2 separate regions of the Homo sapiens genome follow, and region 1 is linked to region 2. The links are chromatin contacts, found by Hi-C or POLR2A ChIA-PET in ENCODE. All regions are on one chromosome and are shown on one strand. Each heading gives the region's core, a stretch centred on a gene start or an enhancer-like site at or near the end of the contact. The rest is flanking DNA. Distances are from core to core; before and after follow the strand shown. Region 1 has its middle 16 kb from the start of ASCC2. Region 2 overlaps ASCC2 (activating signal cointegrator 1 complex subunit 2).

Region 1 (5,743 bases), core at 56-2,555, 42 kb before region 2:
GTATATATTTGATGTATTAACATAATAATATTAACATACCATATTAACATACCGTAACACATGAACTAATTATTTTTCCATTTTTTATTTTTTTAGAGATGGGGTCTCACTATGTTGCCCAGGCTGGAGTGCAATTGCTGTTCACAGGTGTGATCATAGTACACTGCAGCCTCAAACTCCTGGCCTCAAGATGTCCTCCCATCTTGGTCTACCAAGCAGCTGGAATTATAGACGTGGCTTTCACTTTTATATATAATATAAAACCTGAGATTTCATTAACTCCCAATGTACCCTCAATTCAAATTATTAGACACTTTGAAGCCAGCTAATATTTATTCAACAAATACTGAGCACCTTCTCTGTGCCAGACACAAGCCTTGGCCCTGAGGACATGATTGGTGAACTAGACATAGTACTTGAATGTCTAGGAATTTATCACCTGCTGCGAGGGACAAACACATCAATAGACGAGTACAAGGCAATGTGCTAAGGTTTATTTTAGGCAACTTGGGAACTTACAGGAGGAACCTTACTCAGTTTGAGAAAGTCAGAAGGGCTTCCTAGAGGACATGGCACTCAGCTGAGACCTGAAAGATGATTCTAAGTATACCAGGTACAAGGGGAACAGGAGTAGGAAGAACATCTCCTGCAGTGGGACCAGCTGGGATACAGGCATGGGAGCTAGAGGGGTGAGATGGTCATGGAGTCACAGTTGACTCAACGGTGGGTGTTTATGGGACAAGATAAGATACAGTTGAAGAGGTTTAAATGCCCCACACAGTTCCTTGAACTGCCATGGAGAACCATTACAAAATATCAATCTGGGGCTCGTCAGTAACCATTCTATTTTGTTCCAAATTGCCCAGATATGCCTAACCATAAACTGAGATATTGACAAATATGTATAAACTGGGCTGTTTTCATGCCCTGCTGGCACTGCTGATTTTCTGTTACGGAGCTAAAGGATTGTCAAAGGCAAAAAGTATTGGGCCTGCGGGTCTCATTGGCAATCCACAAGGAGCAAGCTTTCAGCCCGGGGAAGTGGCCAAGGGCCCTATTAGGAGGAGGACACAGTAGGTGGCTGGGCAGGGGCCAGAGGGATGAGAAAATGAGGCACTCATCCAAACAGCGTCAGGGATTATCAGTGGGCATTGGCAGAGGGCACAGAGCCCAGGGGAGCAGAGACGTATTATGACATGTCTGTCTATAGTCAGTAGGGAAACAGCAAGGCCACTAGAGACAAGGAGACAGCCCATTCTCCAGCTTCCTCTTACTATCTCTGCAAAAGCTGCTTTGTGCCTTGTCACTGGCAAGCCACCCCAATGAAACACTCGATGACCGAGTGGCGTTGAGAACACACCAGTAGTAGCCTGATACATTGGTCAGAACCACAGGAGCTCAGCTAGAGGCATAGCCGCCTTCTCTCTTTGGCTGGTGACATGTTGATAAAGTTCTCAAGTCCTGCAGTCAGCCCCTGACAGCTTCTCTGGGCAACGGTTCATGTTGGGACGCTTCTGCCACCCTCCTGCCCACCCCAGGCACAGCAGCTGGCGGGCTGCTGCCTCCTGCCAGGAAAGGTCTGGACCTCGCTGGAAATTCAGAAGCTTGACTTTCAGTCCCTTAGTGCAGCATCCTCTGAGCACAGCCCCTGATCAGCAGGCAGGAGGCCAATTTAAAAACACAAAACATACTTATTTCTCACATGTCTAAAAAGTGTATAGACAAATCTAAATCTCAGACCAGGTAAAATCTTTGACTTATCCTAGATTCCCCTAAAAGTAGAGTCTGAGTCCGGGCAGGATGGCTCACGCCTATAATCCCAGCACTTTGGGAGGCTGAGGCAGGCAGATCACCTGAGGTCAGGAGTTCAAGACCAGCCTGGCCAACATGGCGAAACCCTGTCTCTACTAAAAATACAAAAATTAGCCGAGTGTGGTGGCACATGCCTATAGTCCCGGCTACTCAGGAGGCTGAGGCAGGAGAATCACTTGAACCCGGGAGGCGGAGATTGCAGTGAGCCAAGATCACATGACTCCACTCCAGCCTGGGCAACAGAGCAACTCAGTCTTAAAAAAAAAAAAAGAAAAAAAATTGTCTTGGTGCAGTGGATCACGCCTGTAATCCCAGCACTTTGGGAGACCGAGGCGGGCAGATCATGAGGTCAAGAGATCGAGACCATCCTGGCCAACATGGTGAAACCTTGTCTCTACTAAAAATACAAAAATTAGCTGGGCGCTGTGGTGCGCACTTGTAGTCCCAGCTACTTGGGAGGCTGAGGCAGAAGAATCACTTGAACCTGGGAGGCAGAGGTTGCAGTGAGCTGCGACTGCGCCACTGCACTCTAGCCTGGTGACAGAGCGAGAGTCTACCTCAGAAAACAATACAAAAAACAAACAAACAAAATCAGTCTCAGTATTCTGTTATAGCAACACAAAATGGACTAAGACATGTGTTCAGCATCCCTCCCTCCATTTCTGGGAACAGCATCTCTATTTTGGGATTGGGAAACCACTCTCTCACTTCCAGTTCCTGTGATTGGGTGAGGCTAACCTCTCCTCGTTCCCAAGACACCAACTCCAAGGGTTGCTCAAGTCCCAGGTCCAGCCGATCAACACAGCCTGTTCCTCCCTGCCAGCTACAATGATGAGTTCAGGACCAGTCCCTAGATCATAGGTGCTTAGATCTTCATTTCAGTACTCACACAGCCATGTATTTTGGGAATGCGATTCCATCCCATGGGTAGGACCTGAGAGGCTTAAACTAACCAGTTTAAGTACATCCATTCCACTGAATGAAGACACTAATTTTGGAGTGAGCATGTGACCAAAGTGGCCCAGCCAGCCTGACTCTCAAGACTGCCTTGGAATGCTGGAACACGTGTGTTCTTTCTGTGCTCATGGGAAGAAGGAAACCCATGGTGCCAGCTGCTGCTGGAGGGCATCTTAAGACCCCAAGGTGAACCAGTCTCAGTAGAACACCTCACTATATATGGCAGAGCACAAAGACAAAACCAGTGCCTGAGGACACAGGTGAGTTGTTGCATCAGCCAAACTCGAAGCTCGACTTACTTCTGGATCTCCAGTTATGTGAATCAATCGTTCCCCTTCACTGTTTAAGTCCATTTATGGTGGATATTTTGCTACCTGCAAGCTGAATGCAAACCTAACCAAGCCTGAACTTAAACCTAAAAGAGAACCATTAGTTCATGTAATAGAAAGGTCCCAGGCTGGATGCGGTGGCTCATGCCTGTAATCCCAGCACTTTGGGAGGCCGAGGCAGGTGGATCACCTGAGGTAAGAGTTGGAGACCAGCCTGGCCAACATGGTGAAAGCCCGTCTCTACTAAGAATACAAAAATTAGCCCGGCATGGTGGCACATGCCTGTAATCCCAGCTACTTGGGAGGCTGGGGTAGGAGAATTGCTTGAATCCAGGAGGTGGGGGCTGAAGTGAGCCAAGATCGTGCCACTGCACTCCAGCCTGGGTAACAGTCGGAGACTCTGTCTCAAAAAATAAATAAATAGAAGAAAAGTCCCAGGGTAGAGACACTCCGAATAAGCTGAGGCTTTACATCCATGATCTCATTTGATTGCCTTCTCATACTGGTGACTACTATTCAGATCCCCCTTCAGTAGATGAGAAAAAAAAATATTTAAAAAATTGATGGCACTTACCCAGTAGTTCTCAAGCAGAAGAAATGTTGTGCCCCTCCCCCCAACCCAGGAGACTAGGGACACTGGATAATGTCTACAGACATTTTTGGTTGTTGTAACTTGGGGGTGGGGAAGGGGAAGGAGGGAGCTGTGGTACTGGCACCTGGTGAGTAGAAGCCAGAAATGGTACTCAATATCCTATAATGCATGGAACAGTCTCCCACAACAAGGAATTATCCAGGCCAAAATGTCAGTAGAGCTGACATTGAGAAACCCTGCTTGATTAAATCCAGGGTCACTTGGATGGTAGGCTCAGATTCAAACCCAAGTCACTCCACAGAATGCTGCTTGAGCCCACTCTAAATATGCAATACATCCCTATGCCAGAGTCAGCCAAAGGGTGGCTACAGCTAAGGCTCAGGAAAGCGAGAGGTCTGAGAGCCCAGGGGTAATGGAGCCCAGCCACTTCAGGGCCACCATAATCTTGTACCTACTTCACCCTCTGTCAAGTGCATTTCAGGGTGAGCCCCTTGTGGATTCCTGTATAATTTATTGGCCGTGGTGGCCTGTGCTTTGGAGGACCTAGGGATGTCTGTGGCTCCATGCCCAGGGTCCCAGTTCCATTTCCATTTCTACCTATTTGCCTGGCATTTGCTCTCCAAAATTGGAAATTAATAATTCATTGTGCAGGATGAATAATTCAGCAGCAAGGACAAAGGGCCAATGGCAGTGGTTGGCATCACAAAATCAGTCTATGTTTTCTTCTAAAGGGAGAGGGGACTGGGTGCTGTGGCTCATGCCTGTAATTCCAGCACTTTGGGAGGCTGAGGCAGGTGGATCACCTAAGGTCAGGAGTTCAAGACCAGCCTGGCCAAGATGTCAAAACTCCATCTCTACTAAAAAATGTAAAAATTAGCCATGTGTGGTGGTGCATGCCTGTAATCCCAGCTACTTGGGAGGCTGAGGCAGGTTGAACCCAGGAGATGGAGGTTGCGGTGAGCCGAGATTGTGCCATTGCACTCCAGCCTGGGTGACAGAGTGAGACTCCATCTCAAAAAATAAAAATAAAAATAAAAATAAAAAATTAGCCAGGTGTGGTGGCACACTCCTGTAGTCCCGGCTGTTTGGGAGGCTGAGCATCAAGGATCACTTCAGCCTGGAAGGCTGAGACTGCAGTTAGCTGTGATTGTGCCACTGCAGTCTAGCCTGGGTAACACAGCAAGAATCTGTCTCAAAAAAATGAAATAATGGGCCAGCCGCAGTAGCTCACACCTGTAATCCCAGCACTTTTGGAGGCCCATGTGGGCAGGTTGCTTGAGCTCAGGAATTAGAGACCAGCCTTGGCAACTTGGCAAAGTTTCATCTCCATTAAAAACAAATAAATAGCCAAATAGCCGGGTGCAGTGACTCATGCCTGTAATCCCAGCTACTCAGGAGGCTGAGGCAGGAGAATCACTTGAACCCAGGAGGCAGAGGTTGCAGTGAGCCGAGATCATGCCATTGCACCCCAGCCTGGGTGACAGAGTCAGACTCTGTCAAAAAAAAAAAAAAAATATATATATATAAAATAAAAATTAAAAGAAAATAAAATAATAAAAAATAAAGGGAGACGGGGCTGGGTGCAGCAACTCACACCTATAATGTAATTCCAGCACTTTGAGAGGCCGAGGCAGGAGGATCACTTGAGCCCAGGAGTTTGAGACCAGCCTGGGCAACATAGTAAGATCTCATCTCTAAAAAAAAAAAAAAAAAAAAAAAATTAGTCGATGCCTGTAGTCTTAGCTACTTGGCAGGCTGAGGCAAGAAGATCACATGAGGCCAGGAGTTCAAGGCTGCAGTGAGCCATGGTCACACCACTACACTCCAGCTTGAGTGAGAGTGGGAACCCAACTCAAAAAAATAAAAAATAAAATAAAGGGAAAGGGAAAAAGAAACTCTACATCCAAGATGATCTCTGGACGAAAATGACACCAAATACTGGACAATTTAAACAAGCTCCCCTTTTGGGAATGGGCATTGGTGAAGACATTGGGGCTGCCTGAAGGGAATTCTGGACTGTGTTTCCCTCCCCACATCACTTTTAGCCTCTTGA
Region 2 (6,550 bases), core at 2,257-4,756:
ACTGGAAGGATCATGAGAGGGTGCCTCCCCAGTGCGAAGTGGTTGGGATGCTTTGGAGAACATGGTATGGCCCTGGGGGTTGTAAGAGGAGACCTCTCCTAATGCCTGGGTCAGGAGGCACTGCGTGGAGGAGGTGACACCTGCCTTATGGTGGAGTTAGCTCTAGGAAGGCACTCCAAACAGAAGGCGGGGACAGGGATGGTTTTCTGAGGTTGAGAATGGTGTGAGGGAGGAGTGTAGTGTAGGGAAGGGGGAAAGGGTGGCCTGGGATACCAGCAGAGGCCAGATCTCACAGGGCCTTTTGTGCCATGGTCAGGAGTTTGGACTTAATCTTGAGGGTTTTTTTTAGGAAGAACAGAGTTTGGTGGGGAGATAGCTCTGTCTTTCCTTGCCTATCAGGAGTAGGAAGTGGGTGCAGATGGTCTGGGCACACCTTCACAGGTTATGGGATCAGCACCCATCTGGAGGTGGGAGGTGCTGAGCAAGTGCGGGCTGGTAAAACTCAGCTTTCTGGAATCAAGAAATGCAGTGGCATCCAGGAAAGTGCTTACAGAAAGTCCAGCCACCTAGTGACTTGCTTACTCACCCAGCCCCATCTGGTTTTTGAACTCATTCATTTTTCAAATCCTCCAGGGTCCAGCAAGGGCTGCATGGTCATCGATAAGGAAACCAAGGACAGACCTGCCCAAAGGCAGAGAACACCTAGAATTCAGAGCATCCTGACCATCAGCCAGCCTTAGATGCTGGGATTACAGGGGGCCAAGAACCCTGGCTGCTTAAGGGCATTGGCATTTCACATTGTCACGTCCCCAAGCTAGCTGTGATCTTCCCTCCCTCCCTCCCTCCCTCTCTCCCTCTCTCCCTCTCTCCCTCTCTCGCCATTTGGGCAGCTGGAACACTTGGTTTCTGTTCCAGTTACCATATGCTCGAACCTACGCACTCACAGCGGCAGCACTTGGAGAATAGTAAACACTTGGAGACAAGCTTCATCTTATAGGAACAATTGCAAGTGTGTGGTAAATCTATCTCCAAGTCCTTCTCAGGCCTCTCACCTTGGAGTAGGATGGATTAGTATGGTTAGCATATCTAAAAGTGAAAGGTATGAAATTTCCGGAGAAATATCTCCCTGGAATCTCCTCATATTATTGGAGAGTCCTGGATTATTGCATCCATGTTTCTTGAGCAAAGAGATCCTATCTGCTAATTTTCCTGGATGACTAACTCCAACTTGCAGAGCCAAAGCTGTCATAGGAGGCAGGGTACCCAAGTGTGATCACTCCCTGGGGACATCAGTGTGAGCTGGTTTGACCAGGGCGGGTCTTTTATGTAATTCACTAGGCAGAGGTACTTAAAAGGTTAAATCATACTGAGCAAGGTCCCTCCCCCACCCTGGGGAAGCTTCTAGGCTGGGCCAAAGCTCAGTGCCAGCAGGGCCTGGGGCCAGGACTCGTCCTAGGTCCTAGCTGCAGATAGGATTAGGAAAAGGGAGAAAGGTCACAGACCTGCTGGCAACCATTTGTAATGTGTCCTCTTCACTGCCCCGAGCCCCCACCTTTTCTCAATTCCAACCTTTCTCTTCTCTTTTTAGGAAACATCTTTACACAGCAGCCAAGTTACTACAGTGACCTGGATGAAACCCTGCCTACCATCCTTCAGGTACCAGCTCTTGGCCCTGCGCAGGGGAGGTTGAGCTTGGAGGATAGGCCACCTCCCCAACTCAATGGTGTTGCCTGACTTTCCTGGAGGAGCTGAGGAAATGTTTATTCCCTGACTCTCGCATCTCCCCAGACAGTCTCTTTGTCTTACCCCTGACTACACCTCTTTAAATTTGCCGTTTTCCCTTTTGAACAAGACTTAAGCCTAAGGGCTGGCTGGCTGGCGCTCATACAGACAGAGTTTGGCTTGCATTTTTTGTTGCTTGCCAACAGCCATATGCCTCTAAGGATATCCCTCTAAGAGACCAGTGTTTCTCAAAAAGTAGCTTTAAAGTTTTACAAAATTATTTCATGAAATAATGTTCATTGTAGAAAATTCGGAAAATAAAAAATGAAAGAGGAACATTATCATTCCCTCATAATCCCACCACCAAGAGATATCTACTGTTCACAGTAAGTTTTGGAATCCTTACATGCTAGCCTTCTTAAAATGGCACAGTCAGTTCAGTGCCTACGATGGACCGTTTTCCTCTCACTGTTGATTTGTCTTATTTTCAATGTAGTTTCCATAAATAGCCATCTACAGGGGTTCTAAAGATTTGTTATACATTGCTAAAGTATATCTTAAATGTTCATTATACTTGCCTGGCCTATGCGGTCAGATAATATCTACAGGATTCTGGGAGGATTTTCTTTTTTCTTTTTTTTTTAAGACAGGGTCCTGCTCTGTCACCGAGGCTAGAGTGCAGTGGCACAATCATAGCTCACTGCAGCCTTGAACTCCTGGGCTCAGTTGATCCTCCCACCTCAGCCTCTCAAGTAGCTGGGATTACAGGTACACACCATCTTGCCCAGCTAATTTAAAAAAAATTTTGTGGAGATGGGGGTCTCACCATGTTGCCCAGGCTGGTCTTGAACTTCCGGCCTCAAATGATCCCCTATCCTTGGCCTCCCAAAGTTTGGGGATACAGGAGTGAGCCACCACACCTGGCCCCAGGTTGTCTTTTTAATCCTCTTCGCCCTCCTTTAAGAAGGATGCTCCCATCATCCCCATCTTACATAGTTTTTACTCTGACCTCACTCTTGGAGAAGGTAATTGTCTCAGCTTATATCCTGGAAACATGGGTAAATATTCTAGAAACTCCAAGGCAGTTTTCAGATCACCTGACCCTGGCTGCTGCCAGGGGTCCTAGCCCTGGTTCAGTATGATGTGAGAGAGCCCGTTCTTGTCTTTCACAGGTCTTCAGCAATATCCTCCAGCACTGTGGTTTGCAAGGGGACGGGGCCAATACCACACCCCAGAAGCTTGAGGAGAGGGGCCGATTGACCCCCAGTGACATGCCTCTCCTGGTAAGGTTGCCCTTCGGCCCAGTCTCTTTCCTGCCGGGTCCCTCCAACCAGGGCCTAGCTACCCAGAGGCTGGGAAGATTGCCCCAGTAGAGGACCCAGTGGCCTCTTCCCTGCCCAGGGCCCCTTCCTCCAGCACAGTGAGCAACTATTATGTCCCATCACACAGGTTTAGAGCATTTTCAGCTGGCTTGGATTTCTCTCTGGGAGCTTCATTTATAGAGTAGTGGAAAGAACTGGGGAATAAGGATTCAGAGTCCTCATTTATTTCAGTTTGACATGTTCACTTGTGCGTTATTCATTGAGCCATTTATTCAGTGGACTTATATTGAGGAGTCCTGAGCATGTGCCAGACCCTGTGCTATGCCTGGAGGCAAAGCAGTAAACAAAAGCAGACTGGCCCCTGCGCTCATGGAATTTAGAGTTGACAAGGGTGACAGATAGAAGGCAAACATTCAGGAAGCCTCAACATGTGTCAGGTGCTGCCCTAGCCCTGGAGATAGAACAGGAACAAGGCAGCTATGAGCTGTCCTCCTGGAGATGGTGATCTCATTTCAGAAGGGCACGTGGCAGGTGCTGTGGGAGCAAATCATTTTACCTCTCGGAACCTCGGTTTCCTTTTCTGTAAAATAAAGATCCTCAATAGCTTCCCAGCCTACTTTTCAGAGTTGTCATGAGAACCAGGAAAGTGTGTAAGAAACTTAGAAGAAAGTGTTTTGTATACCCTCTTCAAGATGTGAAAAACCTATGGACTTAATATTCTTGTCCTGCCTCGGATGTTCCTTCTTTGCATGATGTCTTCAGATTCAAGAGTTGGTTTTCCTTTAGCTTAGAAGAGGGAACTGTATTATCTTAGAACTGGAAGTAACCCTAGCGGTGATTGGGTGTAAGGCCATTGGAGTAATGACCTGAGGCTTAGAGAGGTTAGGTGACTCACCCAGATCGTGCTCCTGAAGATGGACTAGCCAGACTTTGCCTGGGACCTCCAGTGTTCTTTTCCTCCTGTGTAACATCCTGCCTGTTTGGGACCCTGACTGTTTTAATGTTGTCTCAGGTGCTCTGCAGATCTGTATGTGTGGACAGAGGAGAATAATGCAGTGTATTCTTTTGGCAACAGGAATTAAAGGACATTGTTCTCTACCTTTGTGATACCTGCACCACACTTTGGGCCTTTCTGGATATCTTCCCTTTGGCTTGCCAGACCTTCCAGAAGCACGACTTTTGTTACAGGTAAGGCGGTAGTTCTGGCTGTTGAAATAGAGATACTGGCTTATGTACTAATTTAACAAATATTTACTCATTTAACAAATATTTACTGGGTGCTTAGAATGTACCAGTCCCTCTTCCAGCCTGGGGATGCAGCAGTGAAAACGACAGATAAGCCTCCTGCTTGTGTGGCGCCTGCATTTTAGAAGCACTCCTGTTTTTGGCCAAGACCAGGATAGGGCAGGGAAAAAAAATACACACACACATACAATGGGCTGGGCGCGTTGGCTCATGCCTGTCATCCTAGCACTTTGGGAGGCCGAGGCGGGTGGATCACCTGAGGTCAGGAGTTCAAGACCAGCCTGACCAATATGGTGACACCCCATCTCTACTAAAAATACAAAAATTACTGGGCATGGCAGCATGCACCTGTATTCCCAGCTACTGAGGAGGCTGAAACAGGAGAATCACTTGAACCCAGGTGGCGGAGGTTGCAGTGAGCTGAGATCGCGCCACTGCACTCCACCCTGGGTGACAGAGCAAGACTCCATCTAAAAAAAAAAAAAACGCACAACCAAGAATAGTTTCAGTTCAATAGAGTAGCCTGGGGGGAACACACACTAGGAAACAACAGGAGTGCTCCAACATGGAGCTGTGAGATCACCCTTGAAGGATGTCTTGAAGGAACAGGTATCTTCCAGACAAAGAAAAGTTCCCATAGCAGGAAGGGCATCCTAGGCAGGTGAAGTGAAGCATGCAGAGGCCCAGAGAGAGAGCTGGGGAGTGAAGTGTGACATGAGGCAGAGGGTGGGGACACACAGAACAGCAGGAAAACAAGCCAGTAACAAGAGCCCACTTTGGGTAAGTCAGTAGAAGTCAGATCGTGGGGAGCCTGGGATGTGCTGGCAGGGCCTTTATGCTGTAGGCAGTGGGGAGCCCCTGGAGGCTTTTATCCAAAGGAGCTGTTAGAAAGATCCTGGTGGGAGGGAGACAGATATGAAAGAGAATATGAGCCAGGGAGGCAGACCCACTTTGCCCTCTTAGCACCAAGAGTATCTGTTGCTTGTGCAGTAAGAAAGGGGTGGGTGTGGGCATTCCAGGCCAGGGTGAAAGGGTTGGCAACCTGCGTATTGCCTGGCAGTTGTGGGCACAGGCCTCTTCCTAGTGGCCTCTGATTGTCACTCTAGCAAGACGTTTCTCCCCACCATTTGTAGCAGCTTCTGGGAGCTGCCCAACTCCATCCATTCAGCTGCCTGTCCATTCTGTCATTTACTCACCCATTTAACAAAACATTTATTTAGTCCTTACATGTGCCAGAGATGGCAGCTGGTGCTGTGACCCCTCCCTGGTCGCCTCAGCTTATAAAAATCAGACATTAGGGTTATTGAGCCTCCCAGAGAATGTTAGGATAACCTGCTGCCTGGCATTTTCCCCAGAAGAGAGGGGTATGTAGCTGTCCACTTTTTTAAAAAGGTATCTTTTCTCATGATAAAAGCAGCATGTGCTTGTAGAACATTTGGAAAATCCAGAAAAGTAGGAAATTAAAATCACCATAAGAAATCATACTATTCTTAGAATTTCGTACCTTGCATATTTTCGCTTATCATAGGCATTTTCCCATTTTGTTAAAGTGTTTCCCCAAATGTGGCACAGATTGCTTTTGAAAGGCTCTTTGGAGATGGGGAAGGGATAAGTTTTGGAAGAGCTGACTTTACTGCAAGGGACAGCAGAGGCAGGGGAGAAGCTATACCCATCTCAGGGTGAGGAGGAAGAAAGGGAAACACTTTTGACTAAAGGCAACACTGCCTTTGACCCACGAACACCCTGGGGCTGACCCAGCCTCCAACTGTGCTGGAGGCCAGGAACGCCCTGCTGAGCAAATACAGCCACCTCAGTTCTCCAGGCCTCTCTGAAAGTGGTTACAGTTGCCCAATCAGCTTTGTTGATAATCCCTCTCAAAATAACCTTTTTCCTCCTTCCTTTCCCATCTATTCAAGTATAGCTGAGTAGATATACTTTTATGAATAAATAACACATTCACATGGTTCAAAACTCAAAAAGTATAAAATACACACTGGAAAGTCCCCCTTTCTACTTTCCCAGTTCTATTATTCACATACAGCCATCATTAGGTTTTTTTGGTGGAATTTTCCAGAGATATGCAAGAATATATGCACATATGAGCAACTGTGCACATTATATGTCTCCCTCCTTTTAAAAAATTTAAGGCTGGCATATTATGAGTATTTACTGTTTGCATTTTACTTTTTTACTTAACAGTGGTGCCACATCAGTGCATTAAGCACCCTTTCTCTAATGTCTTTGGTATGGCCGGGTAGAAT

What was found. Hi-C counts contacts between places; a loop is a spot of excess contacts on that map. ChIA-PET counts read pairs that join two places held with the same protein, here RNA polymerase II (POLR2A). Pooled maps may share reads with other maps.
Region 1: a map of sciatic nerve shows a loop between it and region 2 (21-fold over the local background). The contact joins two enhancer-like sites. A Hi-C loop is called at or near these places in 2 of 168 maps with a recorded cell type or tissue (endothelial cell of hepatic sinusoid and sciatic nerve) and 1 of 50 pooled maps. POLR2A ChIA-PET finds 5 or more read pairs at or near these places in 5 of 52 experiments (GM12878, HEK293, MCF 10A and 2 more).

What each region holds. Positions count from the first base shown.
Region 1 is chr22:29,851,478-29,857,220 of GRCh38, reverse strand. No RefSeq gene overlaps it. Among named protein-coding and RNA genes, the nearest start is that of ASCC2, 16 kb to the right of the region's middle. Within about 2 kb of position 1,305, at least 8 of the 41 ENCODE cell types and tissues checked have a DNase peak (open chromatin) inside an H3K27ac peak, as active enhancers do.
Region 2 is chr22:29,811,112-29,817,661 of GRCh38, reverse strand. ASCC2 (activating signal cointegrator 1 complex subunit 2) reads left to right here. Exons shown (of 20, transcript NM_032204.5): 6 at 1,589-1,656; 7 at 2,895-3,005; 8 at 4,120-4,232. Among named protein-coding and RNA genes, the nearest start is that of ASCC2, 24 kb to the left of the region's middle. Within about 2 kb of position 3,506, at least 7 of the 41 ENCODE cell types and tissues checked have a DNase peak (open chromatin) inside an H3K27ac peak, as active enhancers do.